Linked DNA regions of Homo sapiens: region 1 is linked to region 2. The links are chromatin contacts, found by Hi-C or POLR2A ChIA-PET in ENCODE. All regions are on one chromosome and are shown on one strand. Each heading gives the region's core, a stretch centred on a gene start or an enhancer-like site at or near the end of the contact. The rest is flanking DNA. Distances are from core to core; before and after follow the strand shown.

The links. A loop is a pair of places that touch in the nucleus more often than their neighbours do. ChIA-PET counts read pairs that join two places held with the same protein, here RNA polymerase II (POLR2A). Pooled maps may share reads with other maps.
Region 1: a map with no recorded cell type shows a loop between it and region 2 (11-fold over the local background). The contact joins two enhancer-like sites. A Hi-C loop is called at or near these places in 29 of 37 single-sample maps with no recorded cell type and 6 of 50 pooled maps. POLR2A ChIA-PET finds 5 or more read pairs at or near these places in 3 of 52 experiments (BJ, OCI-LY7 and naive thymus-derived CD4-positive, alpha-beta T cell).

What each region holds. Positions count from the first base shown.
Region 1 is chr6:139,876,991-139,883,956 of GRCh38, forward strand. No RefSeq gene overlaps it. Among named protein-coding and RNA genes, the nearest start is that of LINC02941, 96 kb to the right of the region's middle. Within about 2 kb of position 4,886, at least 6 of the 41 ENCODE cell types and tissues checked have a DNase peak (open chromatin) inside an H3K27ac peak, as active enhancers do.
Region 2 is chr6:139,924,914-139,932,436 of GRCh38, forward strand. No RefSeq gene overlaps it. Among named protein-coding and RNA genes, the nearest start is that of LINC02941, 48 kb to the right of the region's middle. Within about 2 kb of position 2,003, at least 5 of the 41 ENCODE cell types and tissues checked have a DNase peak (open chromatin) inside an H3K27ac peak, as active enhancers do.

The DNA of each region.
Region 1 (6,966 bases), core at 3,636-6,135, 45 kb before region 2:
CGAGGCGGGTGGATCACCTGAGGTCAGGAGTTTGAGACCAGCCTCAACATGGAGAAACCCTGTCTCTACTAAAAATACAAAATTAGCTGGGCGTGGTGGTGCATGCCTGTAATCCCAGCTACTCGGGAGGCTGAGGCAGGAGAATTGCTTGAACCCGGGAGGCAGAGTTGCAGTGAGCCAAGATCGCACCATTGCACTCCAGCCTGGGCAACAAGAGCAAAACTCCGTCTCAAAAAAACAAACAAACAAACAAAAACTAGGTCACCCTCATATCTCTGTGTATGTCATATGCAAGTAATTATACACACCTGTATAAACTCACTTGGTCCTCCACAGTAAACTACAAACATTTTTCTTTGCCGTTATCTGCCTTCTTGCTCCCTTTTGTGAAGTGTGGTCCCTAAGGAATTGCCAGAGAAGAACAATTAAAACCAAGATACAGTACATTAAATATTCTCTAAAAGTATATATGGCATTTATATAGCATGACCACCTGGAGGGAATTTTCAACAACTGTCTCAAATCACAGTCTACTAAGTGTTCCCTTGTTGTGTCCACAAGATGAAATGAAGTGTTAAACATTTATAGGATCAATTTAAAGATACTTGATTTTGACTTTGAAGCATTTCATCCTCTTTTGTTCAAATTATAGAAACCATTTAGGCAAAGGAGCTGAATTACCTTAATCGTCATGTCTACCTTCTATATTTATTTGAATATTTCATTAGTTAAACATAATTTTTATTTTTCTCTAAAACAATTCCAATGGTAAGTTATTTTCCTCAGTAGCCAAAAGGGCAGGGGATGACATTCTTTACTAGCTTAATTTTGCATCATAGAGCTACACATGCAGAATTCTACCTACATTCCTGGTCAGAGTGATACAGGAATTTTCTCAGCCCCTTCGCCAGACTCATGTCAGGGGTGAATGCTTACCATGCTCAACCCCGGCAGAAGGTAGGACATGAGTGAGCAAGTATAGGACTGGGCACCAGGAGGAGCAAGCTCCATGAGGGGCCCACAGTCAGACCAGGTATGAGCGAGCTAGTGCGGGACCTGGCTGGCTGCTCCAGCTGCTGGTGGGAGCAAGCTCCATGCAAGGCCCAGGTGTGGTTGCCCACAACCCTGAAACCCTGGAGGTGATGTTACAGTGCTCCCTTAGTTATGCAGTCCGATGGACGGCTGTGTGTTAACAACTCAGTTGGACCCTGCCTCATCCTGTGGAATGGCTGCCCTCCACTGGCAAGGGCAAAGGGCCAGTGTGACAGCCTTTCTGGGTACCTGCATTGGGTGGGTCCCAAGCACTTTTCTGGCGTTCAAGAAGACTGAGGTCACGTGGACACTTGAAGGAAGGTGAAGGTAGAGATTTTTACTGAGTGGTAGGAATGGCTCTCAGTAGAGAGGGGAGCTGGAGATGGGATGAGAAAGGCAGATAGTTCTCCCTTAAGTCTGGCTGTCTCTTCCCTGAAGTCAAGCTGTCTCTTCTTCCCCAAAGTCTGGCCGTCTTCCTTCTGAAGTCAAGCCATCTCTCTCTCTCCTACCTACTGAGCCTGGGATCTTTATAGGCATAGGATGGAGGGTTGGGGCAGACTGCAGGTAGTTTTGGAAGAGGCAACATTCGATTGCTAAAAAGGCGTTAAGAAAGAACCAACTGGGAGAGAGTGGGCAAACAGGAATAGAAGTTCTCACTTTGGGCTGTGGGTTTCAGGCTACTTTGGCTTGAAGGTGGTGTTTCACTGGGGACCCATGCCTGTCTGTCTAGAATTTCTCTGACTCCTGCCTGTATCAAAGGCTTATTAGACAATGATGATGCTGGCCATCTACTTAGCAGTATTTGAGAGGCTCCAAGAAAATTCTTCCAAATTTCCAACAGCCCACAGGCAAATGCCCTATACTCCATCATTAGTTGGTCTAATCTTTCTGCAAATTCTTGCCTGAAGGAATATATTAAGTCATAAATTACCTAGTGGGAATTCATTTTGTTAAAGCAGATTATATTCTCTGAAGCAGGGATGTTGGATCAATCAAGTCTTGGGCACTTGGAAAGTGAAGGAACCCTGGGAGAGTGACTGTGTTGAAGAAATGACAGGATGAAGAGCAAAGACAATTTTGAAAATTTTGAACCTCTATAGTGACTTCACTATCTGTGACTTCTTTTCATTTTTCTTTTCTTTTCTTTTTTTCTTTTTTTTTTTTTTTTGAGACAGAGTCTCACTCTGTTGCCAGGCTGGAGTGCAGTTGTGTGATCTTGGCTCACTGCAACCTCTGCCTCCCAGGTTCAAGCGATTCTCCTGCTTCAGCCTCCTGAGTAGCTGGGATTACAGGCACGTGCCACCATGCCCAGCTAATTTTTGTATTTTTTAGTAGAGACGGGGTTTCACAATGTTGGCCAGGATGGTCTCGATCTCTTGACCTTGTTATCTGCCCGCCTCAGCCTCCCAAAGCGCTGGGATTACAGGTGTGCGCCACCGCACCCGGCCATTATCTGTGACTTCTTACCCAATTCCTGTAAACCAGTATTACTGAGTCTTCAAAGAAAGAGTACCCTATGAAGGAGGCAGGTTGAGGTAGGGCGCCAGAGAATCGAAGAATGGGCATTTTCGTAGACCATTAAGTGCAATTAGATAAGAACAGATAAATCTGAACATTTCTAACAAATTCTAACATGCAATCATGCAAATGTATGTTAGAAAAAAAATCTAGGTAACATGCCTTTGAGTATTATCACCTTCCAGAAGATGCAGGTGGGCTTGGGAGAACACTGGGGCAGGCTAAGTCACACAGCCTAATTTCTTTCTAAGTCCACTTGAATACTTACTTAGCATCCTTTGCATATAAAGTCCAAGTAAAATTCATTTAGTTTCTGTATTGCCACTTTGTCATTAAATCTCTCTTTTGGGTCAAATTTTTCTCTCAGATTTGCAGCCACTGCTTCTCTTGACCTCCATAAAGCAGGAAATGTCCATGTACTGCCAAGTTTTCAGAGTCCTCGCTGCCCATAGCAATCAAATGAGATGATTGCCTCAGTCCTAAGCATTGGTCTCAGAGAAGGGTAGAGCATACTTTGAACCGGAAAACCAAACCAAACAAAAACAAACAGCCACGTGAGGTATGTGAGATGTCAGTTTCTCTTTGGAGAAATGTAAGATAGAAATCTGACTGTAAAGCTCTATCTTTGAATGAAGGTTTCTGCGACTTGCTTTTAGGGTCACACTGTCCCTTCCTTGGACTACTGGGAATCATAGCCCTAGCAAACTCAGTTTTCCCTGATCTGGTGATAAAGGACGCAAATTAAAATTGCATTAAGTTCTTTTTGATTCTCCAAAGTTACTTCAAAATAGTTTGTAAATAACAAAGCTATTTTTTAAAACACCCCCTTCAAACCAATTACAAACTATTTTGAATAGCTTGAATATTTGCTTCAAATGATGTTCAGGATGTTTTACAACACCTGGAGGACAGCGCTATACTTGAGAGTTGACTACCTTAAATTGGCTTTTTCAAGCAATTCTTTACGTGACTTGTCTGCTGTGCTTGCCCACACGTAGTAGCTTCTGAATTGTTGCTTTAACCACATTGACTGATTTAACAAAAGAGTTAAAACATCATTTAATTCTGTTGTATATTTCAGTTAATTCTGAGTTTTTCCAACTAAAACAGAATGGGTGGTTGAGTATTTTTCTTTTGCAGATTAGTGCCCAACCTTAAAATTTACAGAGATTCACTGGATTGACTTGGAAGACCACCAGTAATCTCAGAAGTGGCTAAATAACCGGGACAAAAGCATTTACCCAGAAGTGGCTAAATAACTGAGACAAAAGCATTTATGCCTTAGACATGTTTACAGGATGATGGGTCTATGCTGTTTTTTTTTTTTATTTCCTGCCCCCTTTCTAGGAAAATGCAAAAAGTGCTTTTCTTTACACCATTGGACAAATTACTTCAGGATAAATTGAATCCTGTTTACAGTCCAGTAGTTTTATGTAATCAGTTTTTTAAAACCTGAGTTTCAAACAGAAACGCCTCAATCATGTCAAAAACCTGAGTAGTTCTAAGAGTCCTCCTTCTTCTAAATGGTACAGCTGTAAAGAGCAGTGTGACTTTTGTGGGTCCAAGCTCGGGCTCTACTCTTTACTCAAATGTGGTCTTGAACAAGTCCCTAACACTCTCTCAATGTCAAGCCTTCATTGGGCATAATTATATTTACCTTGGTTTTTTGTTTGTTTGTTTTCTGAAAGTCAAATGGCACAATATGAATGTACTCTGTATATTTCAAATGTTAAAAACATTGAGTTGTGGTTTTAGTAATTCTTCTCTTCTTCATAAAGTGGTCAACACCATCACCAATGAGCAATCCTCTTTGTGAGCTTTATTGTATCGGCAATAAGCTGAATGATGGCAAAAGGAGGACAAAGAGGGCTGTCAAATGAGACAAAGGGAACAGTGAGGGCACGGGAAGAAAGACTGGCATATGGTGTGGAGGGGGAGGGGCAAGGCACGAAGATACCGGTCAGTGGAAGAAACACACACATGCACACACCATGCTTCTCCACAAGTAGCTTTTATGTGTTAAAAAAAAAAAAGTGGATAGTAGGGTTAAAATGTCTCTGATCTTTTTTGCCAAATCTTGCCCTATAAAACCAATTGTCAATTTCAAATTGACAGCTGCAGCCCTGACTGCTTAAACAAATGTAACCTCTGTCTCATTTTGCCAGTAAAAAGAAGTCTTTAAATGATATCTTTTAGATTTGTTCTTAGGCCTTTACATGTAACTATCTGTAAAAAAATCTGTAAATCCATCAAATGCAAGGTTTCAGGTGGTGCTCTGGCATGCTGGATGTGTAAGCAGTTCTGGAAATGCCCTCCAGGTGGCATTATCAATAAATTTTTCAGCCTCCAAGTATGGTCCTAGGTCTATTTGAGATTCTGGTTAAAATGCAGATTCCTGAGACCCACTTCAAACTGACCAAATCAATGCCAGTTTGGGTAGCACCTGGGCATCTGCATGCTGTATGAGATTAGTTTAGGGGATTGCTACTCACACGCCAGAGTGAAGATCCCTGATCTGGTCAACATAGGCACCAGCTACAGGGCCCTGGGACCAGATCAGCCTCAGCTGCAGCAGCACCAGGCTGCCTGGGAAGCCCAGCGCTCCTGGGTGGTTGGTAAAGAGTCTTTTCCCTGGAGGAAAGGTAAAGAGTTCTCAGCCCCTCATCTTCCTCAGTCCCTTCTGAATTAAAAGATTGGAGACACTCCATAGGCAGGTTCCTCTCTTGTTTCTTTGCCTTTTATTTATAATCTCGAACGTCACTCGAACCTTTCTGTGTCAGCTTGCTGTTTTAGTTTTGGTTATGATTGGTGAGTCACAGAAAACACAAGCCATTTTTATCTGCAACTAGGACTACTCTCTGTGCATTTGGGCTAAAGGAATCCCTTTTCACCATTTAGGAGGAATGCTGAAGAGAAAGAAAACTTGATATTTAGCGCAGGGGCTAGTGTCATGCATCAATATCTACATCAAAAGACCAGAGGCTTCGGGCCCTCCCCCGCTCACTGTCTGCAGCCTTCACAAGCCTCAGCCAAAGGAAATGGGAGGAAGTGTATTTTTCATAGGAATTAACTCTTGCAGCCAAACAGGCAAATCAGGTGGCTTTAGATTCTTTACCTCATAAATGGCTATGTTGTGCTTTCCTTGTCCAGACTGGCGTTCTGTTTTGTTATAACTTTGCAAATTCAATGAATAGCTTGTAGGTGGGAGGGAAAGAAAAAGCCCATGGAATCTTTATTGCTTTATTTTTAAAAAAAATCCATGGAGTAAGAGAAAGAATGTGACTGCATTTTTATTTATGGTCAATAAGCCCAGATGAATATGTGGTAAAAGTTGTGCAGACTGTCACAAAGCAAATCACCATGTCACAAGAAATATTATTAAATTCTATAATTTCCTTTTCTGAAAGTAGTTCCTCTGTATGGAGTTGGAGAAAGAAAATTACATTCAATATTCACCTTAACTGAAAAGCAGCTGAGTGTGGTGGCTGGTATCCTATAAATAGCAGATCTGTGACCTCATTCCTGTTCTCTCTCTGCCTAGCTGTTTCCAGTTGCAAGTAGAATAGAAAATTGTCAATCATCTGGGCATATAGGCCAGCTTATTTGGATAAATCTGACCCAGTCCTTGTTTTTCGTTAGTGATGCAGGTACTGTACCTCTATTTAAGCAAAAGCCTTCTATGCTCTGTGTTTGTTGCTTTTTGCCTGCACTGCCCAGGTAATTGCAGTTATGTGGAATTGGCCTAACGTGACCTTGGAAAACTGCTTAACCTTTTGGAGCCTCAGGTTATTCATCTGTAAAGTGAATATTGTAGCTGCCTCTTGCTCATTTCAATGGAATGCTTTGAGAATTGATTTGATAGTGTGCATAAAGCAAGTTGACCTCCTCAAAAAGGAATACAATGTATGATTTTATTTCTGGTCTCAAAGCTAGCAGGCCAGGCCTCTCCAGTACAACGTGGTCATTATCTGTGTTTTTGGACTGCCTGGAGAGGAAATTCACACCATTCAGGGCAAAACAATCCACTCCAGTTTCTAAATGGTGGGGATTGTCTATCTATGGAACACAAATTCAACAGATGGTTGCCAACCTTCCACTTGATTTTGTGGCCCTTTAAACTGTGTTCATTAAAACTTCAACTTGCAGACAACTTTATAGAGACTTGGAGGGATGTATGAATGACAGTTTTTGATATAAAGGATATAGCCCATATGAGACATGAATGTCTCTGATTCTCAGAAGACGTTGTTAAATTAACATGTAAAACAGCAAACAAATACTCTATCAGTAACTAAAAGTGCATGAATTGTTTCCCACATGTTTGTGAATATCCTGCTGATGTCAACACTTTGGAACTTCACTAACAAGTATGTTTTGAAGAATTTGAGTACGACCATGTTTCATGTTTAATTTCAA
Region 2 (7,523 bases), core at 753-3,252:
TATTTTTAGTAGAGACAGGGTTTCACCATCTTAGCCAGGCTGGTCTTGAACTCCTGACCTCATGATCCACCTGTCTTGGCCTTCCAAAGTGCTGGTATTACAGGCATGAGCCACCGCGCCCAACCTCTTTTCTTTTTTGAATAACTGTACCTACCTTTTTTCTTATCTGTGTTTCCAAATTATGGCTCTTACCTCATATGAGGTCTTATATCTCTCTCTTTTTTTTTTTTTTTTTTTTTTGAGACAGACTCTCGCTCTGTCGCCCAGGCAGTAGTGCAGTGACGCAACCTCGGCTCAGTGCAATCTTCATCTCCCGGATTCAAGTGATTCTCCTGCCTCAGCCTCCTGAGTAGCTGGGATTATAGGCATGCGCCACCTCACCCAGCTAATTTTTGTATTTATAGTAGAGACGAGGTTTCCCCATGTTGACCAGACTGGTCTCGAACTCCTGACCTCAAGTGATCCACCCGCCTCGGCCTCCCAAAGTGCTGGGATTACAGGCATGAGTCACTGCGCCCGGCCAAGGTCTTATATCTCTTTATTTTTTTCTTTTTCTCTATAATTTCCTACATGTTAATAACTCCTCTCATCACTGTGAAGCCTGCAATGTCCTTCATGTTCCCATCCAGTGAGGAGTCCAGTTTCCTTTTGACTATATCATGCTTTAGGAGGGATGCCCTTGAATGTTTTTTGAATGCGTTTGTCCTTAAATCACTGTTGACTATAAATATATATTTATATATATACACACACAAATAGCCAAAGGAAGATATCGTTTAAGTCTGAGACCAAAACTAGGCAAGGTTTTCTGTCTTTATTTTGTATTTTTGTACGCATTACAGTGTTAGACAGCTTTTAATTAGCCTCGCTGAGTAAAACTGCTGCTGATGGATTTTTCTTTGTGGGTGGGGGTGGATGCTCAGTTTTCTACCCTGATTACTAATTATTATTGTCTTTGCCTTTCAAATCAAATCATAGTTTTGAAATCACAGAGCTCGATTTAACTGCAGCCTGATGACTCTATAATAATTTTGAGGAATATTGTGCAAGATTCTACTTTCCCTGATTTCTATTTGTTATGAGCTCATATTTATGAATGGAAGTGTGCAGTCCAGTCTGATCTATGGCTTGTTACAAATGTGGAATATGTATGCGTTGCTGTTTCTGCCTTCTTTGCAACACACCACCACCGTGATTCATGTGTAAACAGGAGGCCGCTTCTCCTCAGTCCTTCCCTTCCATCTTGTCCATGTGCTTCACAATTACAGCCAGTTGAGGAGGCGAAGTACACAGAGGCCACTGAGTTATTTTACATGCTGTGGGCTGCCAGCACATTGTGAATCCCTAGGGATCCCCGAAGCCCATTACCAACCCAGTGAATCACTCTGTTTGCTTTTCCGCAAAAAAGAAATGTGCAGCTGCGTACTTCTGCCACGGACTTTGGAATTTTGTTCCCTCTTCCATCTGCGTTTTGTGTAAAGAAATTCTGCCGGAATAATTACTTGTCTGTCCCCTTTGCTCATTCCCAACATAATCATTCTTCAACCTTCTGTTTCCAATTAGTTCTTATCTCAAATGGCTTATTGGCATCAATCTGTTCTCAGCATCACCAAAGTGCACAAAACTACCCTGAAACATAGGGGAATCTAGATAAGGCTGAGGCTCACCCATCAATCCAGTGGAGTCTCCTCATTTCACCCCAGTGCCTTCCTTTTCTCAGGAAACCTGAGACAGGAGATGGTGTTGAGACAGGCTGTTGATATAGCACATTTTGGAGCAAAATGACATCCATGAATATTGCAGGTACTGTGCAAGGTCTGCGAACATAGCCATTGTTGGACATCTGGTGTCAAAAAGAACTGTTTCAAAACAAGGTCACAGTGTTAAATCATGGTGTAGACAGCTTCTGAGCAGTGTCCACTGCTGGAGAGGGTAACCGAGACCTGTTTGTCAATGGTTGCACTCTAAGTCTTGGTAGTCACTTTGATCTGCAAACTGTTTTGCCACAGGATCATGACTAAAAGTGGGCTGAAAGAACTCTGCTGCCTTTATTAGTCAGCTAGGCATAAAGAGAGAGTGGTAATAGGGTCAGGCAAGAAAAACAGCACTTTCGAAAAGGCTAGTGAACTTGGCATGGCATGAACAAGCCCAAGGACACATGTTTGATAAACATGTAGTTACCTATGCTCAGACAAAAGAGGCTTTAGAACTTATACATCCAAAGTTCCTTTTTTTCTTCTTTTCCAAAGAAACTGACATCGAAGGGCATTAAATGGCTTTTCCAAAATCATAACTAATTAATGGTAGAAGTTGAATTCCAATCTTTTTAACTCCTAGTAAAGTGCTCTTTCTAACAAGCTGCACTGCCAAGACCATGTCTGGAATAACTCATTTAAAGCACAGGTCAAAACTGCTCTTTTTATTCCATGAGCATGTGGATTTCCCTCTCTTAGTCATTGCTTAGTTCTAGGACCACGGCCAATACTTGCCACATAGGAGACATTCAATAAATCTATATTTTCTGGAAGAATGGAGAAATGAATAGAACTACATTAAGGCACTAGCAGGCATTGAGTGCCTCCTATGGGCCAGACACATTTCATACAGTGTTTCATTTGCACCCCCATCTTGGGAATGGGTCCCTGGGACAAATCCCTCTTCCTGGGGTCTAAACTCTTCCAAGGAGAAGCCATTTTGTAATGAGATTTTTATCTGGACGCAAAATCAGCCCCTAAGGAATTTGAAAGTTGTATGCTTTAGGTATAGAATTACTGGAGGCAATTGACTATGCCGCCACAGTTTAATTTCAGATTCACTGTAAATGTGGGATTGGATTTTATCTATCATTTTAAAAGATCTCTTTGGGTGGGGTTGCCCTGTCTTGCTGGCACCCCTTGAAAAACCCCACCCTTGAGCACTCCCTCACTCTAGATGTGATGAGGCTCCCCACCCCCACCTCCCCATCTCTCCTTGCCTCAGAGGAGTCAGGCTGCACTCAGCCCCATTGGACCTATAGTACTGGCTGGGGCTTACTTGCAGCCTTTCTCTGGGACATACTGGACCACAGCACACACATTTTGCCTGGCAGCCTGTTCATGTCCCTCTGAGGATCCCTGATAGTTCTGTTTTTCTTCTGGCTTGCTAGAAGGGAAAAGGGTTTCTAAGGGTAAGTGGCTGTCAAGATAACACCCCAGTCCTCCTTTGCCATTGGTGTGTCTCATGCCTGAAGTGGTAGAGATGTACACCCCTTAACATCCCTGGCTAACTGAAATTCTTTCCCTTTCCTTATCTCCTCAGTGTTGGAGGAAAAAGTTGCCATTGAAACTCACTTGAGCTTTCATTCATACTCTGGTCAGTTCCTGTATAATGGTACTTTCGTGTACAGGGGAAGAAAAAGTTCTTTTACTTCCACTAAGAAAGAAAAATTGACTTTAAAGTAGGAGATAGTTGTTATCAACCCTATTTACATATGAAGAAACCAAGGTTTGAAGATGTTTCTATGTGTGCATGTGTGTCTCAAGATTCTCAACTAATTGATAGGAGAAAACAGAGTTAAAATACAAGTTGGTCTAATTCAGAAACCCAAATTATTTCTGTGACACCAACCTTTACATGAGAGAAGATAAACAGATATGAGAGTCAATACAGTCCCATTCTTGCAGATAATATACAAAATAAAAGAAAATCAATAGTTGATTTGCAGAATTATAGCTCTTCCCACTCATACAATTACCAGAGAGAAAGAGAGAGAGAAATGCAGTTTTTATCCATATTAAAACACACACATACACACACTCAAAACCGGCAAAATTTCATGATCAGTTCATTGCAAAGTGTGATTCTCCTAGGATGCCGTCAGCTTTCTTTGATTTTCTTTACATTTTGAGGCTCTACCACTGGTAAAAAGTGAGCTAATTGTGTCAAATGGTGGTTTATTAAAAGAAGTTATTGTTAATTCAGTGCCATAGAGAAATCAATGGATTTCACACATTGCCAAAGCTCCTGTATCAGTTGATGTGCCACCTTTTCATTTATGTAAAAATTTAACTTCACAAAAATTATCATGGAAATATTAAGTTTTCTTTCATAAATTGCTGTAGATAGTTTTCATGAAATCTCTTCATCTAAACTTACTAAAAAAAAATATTTTGGTCCTCTACAGGTATGGACAGAATAAAACCCACGATTTATATGGTTCACATATTAGCCAAAGCAAGAGGTATGTTTGCAACCTAAGCTACTTATAAAAACAAACAAAGCTGCTTAGTTTTTCCTCTTATTTGCATATGCATTTATTTTTATATAGTTTTTGGTATTAAGAGGCCACAAACCCTTTAGCAAACAGTTTGTGGAATGAACTGGAGTCTCTGCTTCCTTGTAAAGAAAGGAGGACCCGGCCGGGCGCGGTGGCTCACGCTGTATTCCCAGCACTTTGGGAGGCCGAGGCGGGTGGATCGCGAGGTCAGGAGATCAAGACTCATTCTGGCTAACACGGTGAAACCCCCGTCTCTACTAAAAATACAAAAAATTAGCCGGGTGCGGTGGCAGGCGCCCGTAGTCCCAGCTACTCGGGAGGCTGAGGCAGGAGAATGGCGTGAACCCGGGAGGCGGAGCTTGGAGTGAGCCAAGATCGCGCCACTGCACTCCAGCCTGGGCAAAACAGCAAGACTCCGTCTCAAAAAAAATAAATAAATAAAAGAAAGGAGGACCTAGTTCTGAAGATTGGATTATAATATTCGAAATGCTTAATAGCTATGGCTTATTGATTGATTGATTGACTATTTTGCACACAAGGTTTCAGGCACAGTACATTCACCATATGACCTCCCAACCTCCAGACAGCCTCCAGGGGAAATATTATTATCACTATTTTACAGATGAGGAAACTGAAGCTAACAAAGTTTGAAGCACTTGTCTAAGCTCCTTCTTTAATATTTGTCAGAGCTGAGATTCAAACCCAACAATAACCACAAAGCTCTTGCAATGTCCAGCTTCATTTAATATTGTAAAGGATAGTTTCAAATTTCAAGCTAATAGTTTGATAAGTGATAGGTAACCAACTCGCCTTTACAGGTTGCACAGCTAACTCTTGTCTTTCTTCTTGGCAAGTTATAGAGCTTTGGAATACAATTTTAATGCTTTAAAGATCTCCGTGAAGCCGGTTAAACACATCAGTCAAGGAAGTGTTTAAGTTACACACATATCAGCGTACACCGCTATATGGGGCGGAATTTGACACTTTGGCCTTGCTCTTATTCAAAATACAAAGCTATTTTTCTCAAGAAACGCAAAACGAAATAAAACAGACCACTTTTTTCTCATGTCTACAGACCACTTCATGTGTATATGATTTGACTGTTCAATATGGCAAACATATGATAATTTATTCAATTATAATAATATACCAACTTTGTTATCTATGTGTCTGGTGGCATGATTAACGACCTAGTGTATCTGAATTATCTACCAATTAACTTTCATTAGAAGCTCAGAGGAGACGCTGATATTCCCACAATATATTCTGAAAGTATTATTTATTCAGTTTAGATATTGTTTAAGCATAAGCTTGTATTAGGCCATGTTGCAGAAACATGCAGATCTGTGTCTTCTCTTTCTTCCAACCTCTCCTTTCTCTCTTCATTTTCCAACTTTACTTCCCACGTTGCCTTTATAGAACTACAATTTTTAATGTGCTTGGCTTCAGTGTCAGAGCAATATGAGGAATAGCCATGTGGAACGTATCTATATTGCTTGTAAAATTGCTATGGGGGACATTATGGAGCTCCCTGTCCCTTACATAAAGATCATTTTGACAAATTCTTCTTCGAACTCAGGGATAGGAAAGTTTATCTTTGTTGATGAACTGGTGTGCTTTCTGTTCATAGAAAATGATGGCTCTGTAATCCATCATGTTGTCTCTGCTTCGGCTGTTAGGAAATGATGAACTAGAACTTGGCCCAATCACAGCAATGTTCCTCAGGTAGGATTTCCTGTGTATGTTCATTCACTGGTTTTTCCTTTTAGAATTTATTTTTATTCATTATTTTGTTGTAACAGTTGCTATATTTATGCATTTTACAAATATGTCACTGCTTATCCTTTTTGGGATTAGGTTAGGGTACAAATGACTTAACAGAAGTATATGTGTTCGTAGTTGTGTTTGTACACGAGGCAGGGGAAAGAGAGAGACGTACATTTTTCTAAGATTCACGAAGTCTATTTTATTGCTTTTCACCATATCATCTTCATCAAATTATTCAGACTCCATGGTGAGCATAACATTGTGCTAGATATATGCAGAAGAAAATAGAACAAAAACTGAGTTTGTGAGGTGAAAGGCCATGAGAACACATTTCCTCTCAAAACTGCACAAATTCTGCTTAAAAATTCAAGGCTTTTTACTAGCTATATGAGAAAGTGACTGAAAGGGTCTACCAGCCTGTTACTCTGTATTAGATCTCATTTTTCTAAGTGTACCTTCAGTTAAAGCAAGATTTATTTATTTTCATTTCTCTTTCTTTCAAAAAGGATTTGGGACAGTTATCATAATATGAACTAAATAGGAACTAAATATATGTAATTAAATTACAATAAAGTTCATGTTAACATGGATAGGGCTAAAAGTTTAATGGATCTTTAACTTATCAGTGTTACTACTTTTAATGCTGTGTGCTTTTACTTACAAAAGGAAACCACCTCCACTAATTTAATGCAAACATTTGCTTATAGATGTTTGTTACTGTTTTAGTTGAAAATATTTTTTCTTTTTGTAAATGTGGCATATAATTTTTGCTTAGTGGCTTCACAATACAATCTCTTAAAGTGTTGCCTAAGAATCTGAAATAGTTTCTAAAAGGGGGCGACTCCAAAGAGCCAACAGGGGCGGGCAGGGTAATGCTCAAATTAACAGACATGATTGGGAGATTCAGGCTCCTTATTTATACCATTTTATGATTAACTGAGGGTCAACTCTGCTGTGAAATGAGGTCCTACAAGGGAGGAGGGGCTGGCTTTTGAGGAATGCACTTTCACTTGTGTGCAGTGTCATTAAACACAGTGAAGTTTCAACAGTGAAGTCTGCCTCTCTCCCATTTCTCTTCACAGCACACCTCTCTTCCTACCTTTTGTTTAATCTAGCCAATATCCTCTCTCACTACCTTGAACTTTACAGCTAATGATGAGTAAGTGGTATGAACAATAGCAGCTGATATAGATTTAAAGGACTACTTTTAGGAGAAGGTTGCATTTGAATAGGAAAACACATCTACGTAGATGTAGGTGAACACCTTGCAAGACTCAATGGAATAATCTCTCATGGTTGATATTTGGTCTTCATGGTAGGCTGAAGGCTGATGCTGGAATGGGAGAGATGTCTATGATGGACTCATCAAAATTACGCTACAGAAATATCCAGACCTACTGTCAGTCTGTCATTCTTGAAATATAAATTTTTACGAACATTTAATCTATTAGTAGGAAATAATTAACATTAGAGACAATATATTTTGGAAAAAAAGTGATAA